Linked DNA regions of Mus musculus: region 1 is linked to region 2. A link is a loop called in an ENCODE intact Hi-C map of the cell type or tissue named here. Cell type or tissue: heart. All regions are shown on one strand. Links, peaks and the distances in the headings refer to the core of each region. The heading gives the core; the rest is flanking DNA.

Region 1 (4,696 bases), core at 697-4,696, 550 kb after region 2:
TTTCCCTAACGAGACTGTTTTCCTTGAATTGCAGAAGGTGACCGAGGGTCAGCAGGAACGTCTGGAGCGCCAGCACTGGACCATGACCAAAATTCAGAAGCACCAGGAACACATTTTGCGTTTTGCCTCTTGGGCTCTGGAGAGTGATAACAATACAGCTCTCTTGCTCTCTAAGAAGCTGGTGTGTAGTGGTGGGCTTCATTCAGCTAGGTGGCCCCTCAGCACCTTAAGACCTTATAAGTTGCCAAGTATGCTCATATGCCATATTTTTGCACCCTCTCCCCCATTAGATCTATTTCCAGCTGCATCGGGCCCTCAAAATGATTGTGGATCCTGTGGAGCCTCATGGTGAGATGAAGTTTCAGTGGGATCTCAATGCCTGGACCAAGAGTGCTGAAGCCTTTGGTAGGTTGCTTAGCCCTTTTTTTTTGCTTGGACCATGGGAGCATTTGAGGTGAGGCAGTATTTATTATTGTGCCCAATGGGAATTCTCTTATCTTCATTCAGGCAAGATTGTGGCTGAGCGTCCTGGTACGAACTCCACAGGTCCTGGGCCCATGGCTCCTCCAAGAGCCCCAGGCCCTCTAAGCAAGCAAGGTTCTGGCAGTAGCCAGGTGAGCTGGGGAGAGAAACAAAGGAGAGGGAATGAGTGAGAATGAGGGCCATGGGGGCTACTGTACCTTGCTGATGGCACATGTTCTGTTCTGTCTCTAGCCCATGGAAGTACAAGAGGGATATGGCTTTGGGTCAGGTAAGTAGTTGTGCCTTGGAAATTGGGCTGGGTGAGTACCCCGTCTCTGTCTTTTCTGCCAACTCTTTTGTCTTCTGAGCAGATGATCCCTATTCAAGTGCAGAGCCGCATGTATCAGGCATGAAGCGGTAAGTGTGGCAGCCCATTGAAGTAGCAGGTGGGTACAGTATTGGTGTGGTAGGAATATATGTGAGCTCATGACAAGATACACTTAACAGGTCCCGCTCTGGTGAGGGAGAGGTAAGTGGCCTCTTAAGGAAGGTGCCACGTGTGAGCCTTGAACGCCTGGATCTGGACCTCACCTCTGACAGCCAGCCACCAGTCTTCAAGGTCTTTCCTGGAAGCACTACTGAGGACTACAATCTGATTGTTATTGAGCGTGGTGCTGCTGCAGCAGCTGCTGGTCAGGCTGGGACTGTGCCACCAGGAGCCCCTGGTGCCCCACCCCTTCCTGGCATGGCCATTGTCAAGGTAAGATGTACAGGATGGTCCTTAGAGAGTGAAACCTGTCACCCTAAGATTTTGATACTAAGAATCAAACTGTCTTATAGGAAGAAGAGACAGAAGCTGCTATTGGAGCTCCCCCGGCTGCCCCCGAGGGTCCTGAAACCAAGCCTGTGTTGATGCCTCTGACTGAAGGTCCTGGTGCCGAGGGACCTCGTCTAGCTTCACCTAGTGGCAGTACCAGCTCAGGCTTGGAGGTGGTGGCTCCTGAGGTTACCTCAGCCCCAGTAAGTGGGCCAGGTATCCTGGATGACAGTGCCACTATCTGCCGTGTCTGCCAGAAACCAGGTGACCTGGTCATGTGTAACCAGTGCGAATTTTGCTTCCACCTGGATTGCCACCTCCCTGCCCTGCAGGATGTTCCAGGGTATGTGTGAGGCTGGGCAGGATCAGATAGATTGTGGAGAGAGAGCTGGTTGTCATCTTTTACATTTCCTAATCTTCCTCATCCTAGGGAGGAATGGAGTTGCTCACTCTGCCACGTGCTCCCTGACCTAAAGGAGGAAGATGGAAGCCTCAGCCTGGATGGAGCAGATAGCACTGGTGTGGTAGCTAAACTCTCACCAGCCAACCAGCGGGTAAGAGCTGAATGCATGTGTTGTGTGGCCCAGTAGCTGAAGCTTTCCAAGCTACAACTCTGATATCTCTTGTATTGTCTAGAAATGTGAGCGTGTTCTCCTGGCCCTGTTCTGCCATGAACCATGCCGTCCCTTGCATCAGCTGGCTACCGACTCTACATTCTCCATGGTAAGTCCCAGAACAGGAGAGGTTGCAGGTGCCAAGAGGTGGTGACCCCCCTCAATGTCTATGTTGTCTCTCCCTACAGGAGCAGCCTGGTGGTACCCTAGACCTGACCTTGATTCGTGCTCGCCTCCAAGAGAAGCTGTCACCTCCTTATAGCTCCCCCCAGGAGTTTGCTCAAGATGTGGGCCGCATGTTCAAACAGTTCAACAAGCTGACTGAGGTGAGCCTGCAGAATGAAGCCGGGGGTGGGGGAGTATAGCAGGCAGGGGAAAGAAAAGCCAGGACCCACTCACGTGTGTATTCTTAATTGGAACAGGACAAGGCAGATGTTCAGTCCATCATCGGCTTGCAGCGCTTCTTTGAGACACGCATGAATGATGCCTTTGGTGACACCAAGTTTTCTGCTGTGCTGGTAGAACCACCACCATTGAACCTTCCCAGTGCTGGCCTAAGTTCTCAGGAGCTCTCTGGCCCTGGTGATGGCCCCTGAAGCTGGGGCTCTTGTGGTCAGCCCAGTCCAGCTCTGGTCTCTGTATTTTCACCCCATACCCTGTCCTTTGGTGGCCTGACTCCTGTTCTTGCTGGCCCCATCGTCCCCTCAGTCCCTCTTCACAAAATGGTTTTTACTTCTGTGGATTTAATAAAAACTTCACTGAGTCAGTTGCTCATGCCTCAGCTGTCTGGGGACTGTTCCTGAGGTTTTAAGACTCATTCTACAGGTGACCTTACTTCCCTCTTTTTGGCCAGGTGAAACATTTGTACACTGTCCTTGGTAAGACTTGGATGGAGCCCGGCGTGGTGGTGCACGCCTTTAATCCCAGCACTTGGGAGGCAGAGGCAGCCGGATTTCTGAGTTCCAGGCCAGCCTGGTCTACAAAGTGAGTTCCAGGAGCCAGGGCTATACAGAGAAACTCTGAGACAGAGTTTGGATGGAGGCCTCAGGTGTGCAGTGCCTCCCAGTGGCCAGATACAAATTTAGACACGAAGCAACTTAACTGCTTACATTTAATCAACTGCTTACATTTAATCAAAGTGGGTTGTGTGAGATTCTCAAAGGGTTTTTTTGTTTTTTTAAATATTATTTCTTCAGACACTCCAAGAAGAGGGCATCAGATCTCATTACAGATGGTTGTGAGCCACCATGTGGTTGCTGGGATTTGAACTTATGACCTTTGGAAGAGCAGTCAGTGCTTTTAAAGCGCTGAGCCCCCCTCAAAGGGTTGTTTTTACAGACATTGTCTGGCTATCCTGGACATCTGTAAATGAGGCTGGCTTTTAACTCAGATCTACCTCTAGAGTGCCAGGATTAAAGGTGTGCATTAGCACTCAAATTTAGCATAGCATTCCTTTCTATGACCCATAACTGAGTTTCATATCCCAAGTTGGTGGACAGTTACCACTTTAAATCTCATCTGTTGCCATGGATTGTTTGGTTAGTATGTGTTAGGTGGAGAGGTATATATGCATTAACTGGATGCTGCGCCCACTTGGGTCACTGGTTTAACTTGCTAACTGGTGGCCCTAGTGTGGAGCCTGCACCTGAGCGTGCTCAGAGCCTTTTGTATTAAGCACAATCATCTTCACTCGAGCCTGGAATTTGGGTCCCATTGTCACTAGTCATAAGCTCACAGCCTTGGTAAATTAGTGTCCAAATTTCTTTATTACAGGGGGACAGGATGCACTGAGTTGGGGTGGGGTGTTTTCAGTCCCTGCGAAGGTTCTTGAGCCTCTCTTCCAGGTCTGCATCAGCATCAGCCAGGGCTGAGGCTGTGGCCTCTGCTTTCTTCCCACCAGCTGCCACACTGAGTGAGCCTCCAGTGGAGGGAAGGTCTGCAGAGAGAGTTGAGGGTCAAGGGCTGTGCTTTGTGTTGTGGCTGAGCTTTGGGTGGGAAAATAGGTGGATTTGGAACACTCACTTGACAGCTCATCTGTGAGGCTCAGTCCCAGCTCATCCAGGACCTGGGACACAACAGCATCACTAGGAAAGAAAAAGAACTCATCAGGACTACGAATGGGTAAGGGTCCTGGTAAATATCCCTGCCTTCCTGTCAAAGTCTCACACCTCTCCTCTTCATCTTCCTCATCACCCATGGCATCATCAATTGCGTCATTCATCATTTCTTCCTTCATGTCCATGATCTCTGCCTGCCGTTCAAACTCCATCATGATCTTCTGGATCTGGGGTAATTTCAGCTGGAAGAAGGCAGGGAGGGTAAGTGACCTGCTTGAAGGTCAATGGGGATGGGAAAGTGGATTGGGAGGGACAAACCTGTCTGTTCATAGTGCCCATGGCCTTAGTAACACCCTTCATGGCTTGTGCCATTGAGTTGTTGGATTTTAGAGTCTGTATCTTGAGGGACACAGCTTGGATGTTGGCCCGCATCAACACAAACTTGCGTACATATCTCCGGGTACGCACCAGGTCTTTTGCCATGATTCGAACAGCATCCTGCCGAGTGGGCAAGAGAAGGATGACGCTGTGAGGTTATACTTAAGGTCACTTGCCCCTCCAAAATCTCACCCCTCTCTTAGGGATATCACTCCTCAGCCCATATATAGCCCAAAGTAGCCTCCTACTGACAATTCTGCCTCAAACCTCCCTTAATGAGGGGACTATAGGCATTGGCTACTAACCTAAGTATAGGAATGTGTATATAAAAGGCCTAGGCTCAGTACCTATTTCCTTCAATGTACAGA
Region 2 (5,511 bases), core at 696-4,695:
AAACCAGAGACACTGAAATTTATAGAGGAGAAAGTGGGGAAAAGCCTCAAAGATATGGGCACAGGGGGGAAATTCCTAAACAGAACAGCAATTGCCTGTGCTGTAAGATCAAATGGGGCCTCATAAAATTGCAAAGCTTCTGTAGGGCAAAAGATACTGTCAATAAGACAAAAAGGTCACCAACAGATTGGGAAAGAATTTTTACCAATCCGAAATCTGCTAGGGGACTAATATCCAACATATACAAAGAGCTCAAGAAGCTGAACTCCAGAAATTTCCCATTAATAATAACCCCATTAAAAATGGGGTACAGAGCTAAACAAAGAATTCTCAACCGAGGAATAGTGAAAGGCTGAGAAGCACTTGAAAAAACGTTCAACATCCTTAATCATCAGGGTAATGCAAATCAAAACAACCCTGAGATACCACCTCACACCAGTCAGAATGGCTAGGATCAAAAAATCAGGTGACAGCAGATGCTGGCGAGGATGTGGAGAAAAAGGAACATTCCTCCATTGCTGGTGGGATTGCAAGCTTGTACAACCACTCTGGAAGTCAGTCTGGAGGTTCCCCCAGAAAACTGGACATAGTACTACCAGTAGATCCAGCAATACCTCTCCTGGGCATATACCCAGAAGATGTTCCAACTGGTAATAAGGACACATGCTCCACTATGTTCATATCGGCCCTATTTATAATAGCCAGAAGCTGGAAAGAACCCAGATGTCCCTAAACAGAGGAATGGATACAGAAAATGTGGTACAGTTACACAATGGAGTACTACTCAGCTATTAAAAACAATGAATTTATGAAATTCTTGGGCAAATGGATGTATCTGGAGGATATCATCGTGAGTGAGGTAACCCAATCACAAAAGAAGTCACTTGATATGCACTCAGTGATAAGTGGATATTAGCCCAGAAACCTAGAATACCCAAGATACAACTTCCAAAACACAATAAATTCAAGAAGGAAGACCAACTTGTGAATACATCATTCCTCCCTAGAATAGGGAATAAAATATCCATGGAAGGAGTTGCAAAGACAAAGTTTGAAGCTAAAATGAAAGGATGGACCATACAGAGACTGCCCCACCCGGGAATCCATCCCATAATCAGCCACCAAATGCAGACACTATTGCATATGCCAGCAAGATTTTGCTGAAAGGACCCTGATATAGCTCTCTCCTGTGAGGCTTTACCAGTGCCTGGCAAATACAGAAGTGGATACTCACAGTCATCTATAGGATGGAACACAGGGCCCCCAATGGAGGAGCTAGAGAAAGTACCCAAGATCTGAAGGGGTCTGCAACCCTATAGGTGGAACAACAATATGAAGTAATCAGTACCCTCAGAACTCATTCTCTAGCTGCATATGTAGCAGAAGATGGCCTAGTTGGCTATCATTGGGAAGAGAGGCCCCTTGGTCTAGCAAACTTTATATGCCCCAGTACAGGGAAAGCCAGGGCCAAGAAGTGGGAGTGAGTGGGTAGGGGAGCAGGACGGGGGTAGGGTATAGGGGACTTTTTTGATAGCATTTGAAATGTAAATGAAGAAAATATCTAATAATAAATAATATCTTTTTTTCTCAATCTCTACTGATTGAAAGTTTTGCTGGGTATAGTATAATAGAGCTGGCATTGGTAGTCTCTTACTCTTTAGATTTTCATATCAGGTCTCTACATGTCCTTCACTGGCTTCCTCTTGTTACCTGAATAAAATTCAAACCATAGTTCACAACTTAGAGAACAATGGGACTTGCCTCAGTTTCCTCAAACCACCTTAATGCACCACCCCCTGATGCTGCCTCTGTACCCTGAAGCTCATCTCATTTCACTCCTACTCCTAGACTCCAATCTCCTCTAACAGGAAAAGGCCAATTTGGCTTTGAGGCCTTAACACTTGCTGTTCTCTATGCTTAAAGATGTCTTCCTCATACAGTCACTAGGTGGTTTCTTTTCTTTCAGATCTGAACACAATATCACTTTTGGATACCAGCCACCTCTGAGTGCCTCTCCCCAAAATCTCAATCCAAACACCCTGTTTTGTTTTCTTTATACTAATACTACCTAAAGATCTTTGACTTTGTTATTTTAAGTCTGTGCAGAAAATCTCTCTGTTCTTGTAACTGTATGGAAGAAAGAAATTTGCAGTTTCTTAGGGTTTAGTAATGATACATGTATTTGCTCAAGAAATACTAGCAAAGAAGTGTCTCAAACTGCAAGTTACTATGCCTTTTGCAACTGACGTTTCTTAAGACCAAGAGACAAAAGGAAAGGGGAAAAGTTAGTTCAAAGCTATCACTTTACATTTTCAGGGACTGATAATAAAGAACCTTTATTGTCTTTTAAAGATGGTAAATTTTATGAAATTCAATCACTTAATGCCAGTTTCAAAAAATTCAGTATGTCAGTATAAAACAGGATATGAATTTACGTTCCAAAATAAGACTTGATGGCTCTGTTCAAGTTTGAACTCTCATGTCATATTTGATCTAAAGGCATCAGGAAACAAAAATGAAGATAAAGATTATGGTTTGTATATTTTTGTCACCTCCAAAACTCATGCATTGAAATTTAATCTCCAACAATCATATGCAAGGGGCCAGTCAGAATTATGTTCTTCGTCTAAAAATAAAATAAAGGTATAATAACAACCACGTTCTCAATTTTGTCAAGGTTGAGGGAAGTGCTTCCTAGAGATCACTCACCCTCATCAAGCTCCGACTTTAAAGTAGCTACCTTGCTTGAGCTGCAATTTTACTGAGACTCAAACTGAGGTCCTGGCCTACCAAACTATCCTGCTGTCATCACCTGGGGAGTGATGGCAAATGAGAGAACCACCGCCCTTCTAGGCCTCGGAAACAAGCGGAACCTAAGAGTCTGGGTGCTTCAAGAGCGGTACTTGGGAAGAATAGGCTCTGAAAATGGCCTTGGCCGACTTCCGGTAGCAGCGAGAAGCGCGTCTCTTTGAAACTACAACTCCCAATAGTCCTCGCGGTGTGTCCTGGTCGACTCTGGGGGGTGCGGCCGCCATTGTCCGCGGCCAAAGTAAGGCCTTATTCCGGACCGAAGGGCTACCGATGTCGTTGTCACGGAGAGCCTGGCAGGTCGTTGGAACGGCCACGGAGAAGCGGCGCCTGCGGCCAGGGCTGGCTCAGTGCCGGGGTGCAACGGGTGCCTTCTCTTCTCTCGCCGACTCGGTGCCCCCATTGCCCTCGACCCTCCAGGTCCCGGGTCTGGGTGCGCTGTTTCTACAGACTGGGAAAGGCCGGCCCTAGTGGGCCGAGTCGGCCAGGCCTGGGACGTTGTCTCGGTGCAGGACAGAAGCCAGACGCTCGGTGCAGCAGCCCCGAGCCAGCTCAGCCGCAGTGCAATCAGGGCCAGTGGCCGCGAGCCAGGTAAGGCGGGAAGCTTGCTGAAACCAGCGCCTGGAGCGACCTGGTTGCGGAGGCCCTGAAGGAGAGCCAGGCTCTTAACCGGTCCCTTCCAAGCAAAGATCTGTAAAGGGCGTCAAACCTGACTTGGGAAAGGCTCAGGTTCTTTTAAATTTGAAGTGACAAGAGGGTGTGTGTGTGCTGTCCCGTTAGGGTGTGCGTGCATGGTTCTTGCAACTTGCTTGCCTTGAGTTATGGGGGGGGGGGGGGGGGGTGTAGGATTCTTACAACTTGCTTGCCTTGAGCTTTGTTTGACTCAAATCCTAGGGTATCTGAGTCTCTCTCTGTAAGTGTGCCAGTGCTTAGTACCAAACTCAGTACCAAGCGGTTGCGGACCTCACACAAAGACCCGGAATCCATGCATTTGTGGGGTCTGACTCTAGACTTTTTTTTTTTTTTTTTTTTTTTTTTTTGTCTCTGACGCGACTACGGGAGGGGAGAGGGGATCGATGGGCTTGAGTCTGGAAGATCTTGCAGGTGGTGATGGCTGTTGTTTGGCTTTAACCTTTGCAGACGATCACACTTTATCCCAAAGTGTGTCTGTGTCAGTGATAACTATGTGGTTAGTATTAGGTATCTTCTTCAGTGGCTCTCTATCTTGGCTTTGAGACAGGGTCTCTTTCTGAACCAGGAAGCTTCTAATTCCACTCTATTGACTTGTCAGAAATTCCCAGGGATTCTCCTGTCTGCCTCCCCATTGCTGGTATTACTTGTGCTCCACTTACTGCACAATGTGTGTGTGTGTGTTTGTGTGTGTGTGCGCGCGCGGTTTTTTTGTTTGTTTGTTTTTATCATGCTTCTTAGGGGTCTTGTTAACTTTGTGGATGTGTTCTCTTTGTTTTTGTTCTCGCTGGACTTTTTGTGAGACTGGACCAATTTTGCCTTTTTTTTTTTTTTTTTTTTTCTTCGCTTTGTCTCTAGGCTGATACTTGCAGTGCTCCTGGGCAGGACCCTGGCTGGTTAATCCTCAGGAATGGCTGCCATCAACCCATGGCCCTCCTGGGGTGAGTCCAAATCTTGCTTTTTTTTTTTTTTTTTTTTTTTTCCTCTGCACCTTTCCCTACAGGAGGCTTACTGTAGGTCAGGGCTGAGAAAGGGCTGCCAGCTTTGGGAGATAATAGACAGTCTAGCTGTCTTGGTACAAAATTAGAACAGGGTAGTCGTTAAGAGGAAATGTATTCGTAAACAACAAGGTAAGTTTTGTATATTTGATAGTCAGCTTCTAAAACGGACCTCTATAAGATATTCTAGTAACTCATAGAACTCTTTTGAAGACAATATATACAGTCAAAATGTTTTTAGTTCTCTTGTGTTTTTCACCGTTAATACTGTATTTCACTTATTAATATTAATCTGTATTTTTAAAACAATGTTAATAATGATATGTGATAGTTTTATCTTTGTTTTCATCACCATAGACATCAAGGCAGTATCCTACTTAAAATTAAGAATTAGGTGGTGATACATCTTATCAGAAACGTATTCAGCCATTCAGAGGGTTCTGTTTTTCATTGCCTTGTTGTTAGATCATAGTCTACAGTCTACAGGTGTCTCCTATGCAGATCCAGCTTATGTTGGATTGTTTTTTAGATGCCCTTGGGTTCTGTGTAGGACTTTGTCATGCTCCTTTTTTCTTGTGTTACATTTAGTCACTGTTTTGTACCACAGTCATAATCTGATCCTTCTCTGTAGGTACCCTCATGGACCAGTCTTGGGGGATGGCAGCTCCTGAGCCTTCTGTCTCCTGGGGTGAGTCAAGAACCTGTACCCTCAGCTGTGTCGGGTGCCATGTACTAACGTCTTCCTTCAGTGATCTGCCATAGCTGAGGTCAGAGCTGGTGACCCAGTGGTTCTTTAGAACGGGAGCTTGTAGTCCCGCTCTCAATACAGAGCTGGAATAAAGAGGGGTCAGAACAGTATGTGTAGGGGTGGTGTGGTGATGACATCTCTAGGACAGATAACACAAGAATTAGTGTCTAGAGACTTAGGGCTCAGACCAGAAAGGCTGTGAGGATTCACATGTCACCTTCTCCAAGACCCATCTCCTTCATCTGTGGGGTAAAGAAGTAGCTTTCT

The links. Hi-C counts contacts between places; a loop is a spot of excess contacts. Peaks named below come from ENCODE experiments on the same cell type or tissue, not always from the same donor. Only the 100,000 strongest peaks of a DNase experiment are listed, where the experiment ranks them.
Region 1: it touches region 2 in a loop (2.9-fold over the local background); 4 of 42 quality-filtered maps call a loop at or near these places.

The regions. Positions count from the first base shown.
Region 1 is chr7:13,028,374-13,033,069 of GRCm38, forward strand. It overlaps Trim28 (tripartite motif-containing 28), which reads left to right. Exons shown (of 17, transcript NM_011588.3): 7 at 35-181; 8 at 291-405; 9 at 508-614; 10 at 715-751; 11 at 834-879; 12 at 970-1,222; 13 at 1,303-1,622; 14 at 1,710-1,833; 15 at 1,916-2,002; 16 at 2,082-2,219; 17 at 2,316-2,659. The coding sequence ends at 2,489. It overlaps Chmp2a (charged multivesicular body protein 2A), which reads right to left. Exons shown (of 6, transcript NM_026885.3): 3 at 4,269-4,448; 4 at 4,062-4,192; 5 at 3,916-3,977; 6 at 3,633-3,829. The coding sequence ends at 3,702. Among named protein-coding and RNA genes, the nearest start is that of Chmp2a, 4.1 kb to the right of the region's middle. In heart, for the core only: a CTCF peak has its summit at 2,968 (motif pointing left); no DNase peak of the experiment used is centred there.
Region 2 is chr7:12,475,308-12,480,818 of GRCm38, forward strand. It overlaps Zfp606 (zinc finger protein 606), which reads left to right and starts at 2,998. Exons shown (of 7, transcript NM_026112.4): 1 at 2,998-3,399; 2 at 4,357-4,439; 3 at 5,128-5,184. The coding sequence starts at 4,409. In heart, for the core only: a CTCF peak has its summit at 2,948; DNase peaks (open chromatin) are centred at 2,974 and 3,224; H3K4me3 peaks cover 1,790 bases; H3K27ac peaks cover 1,542 bases.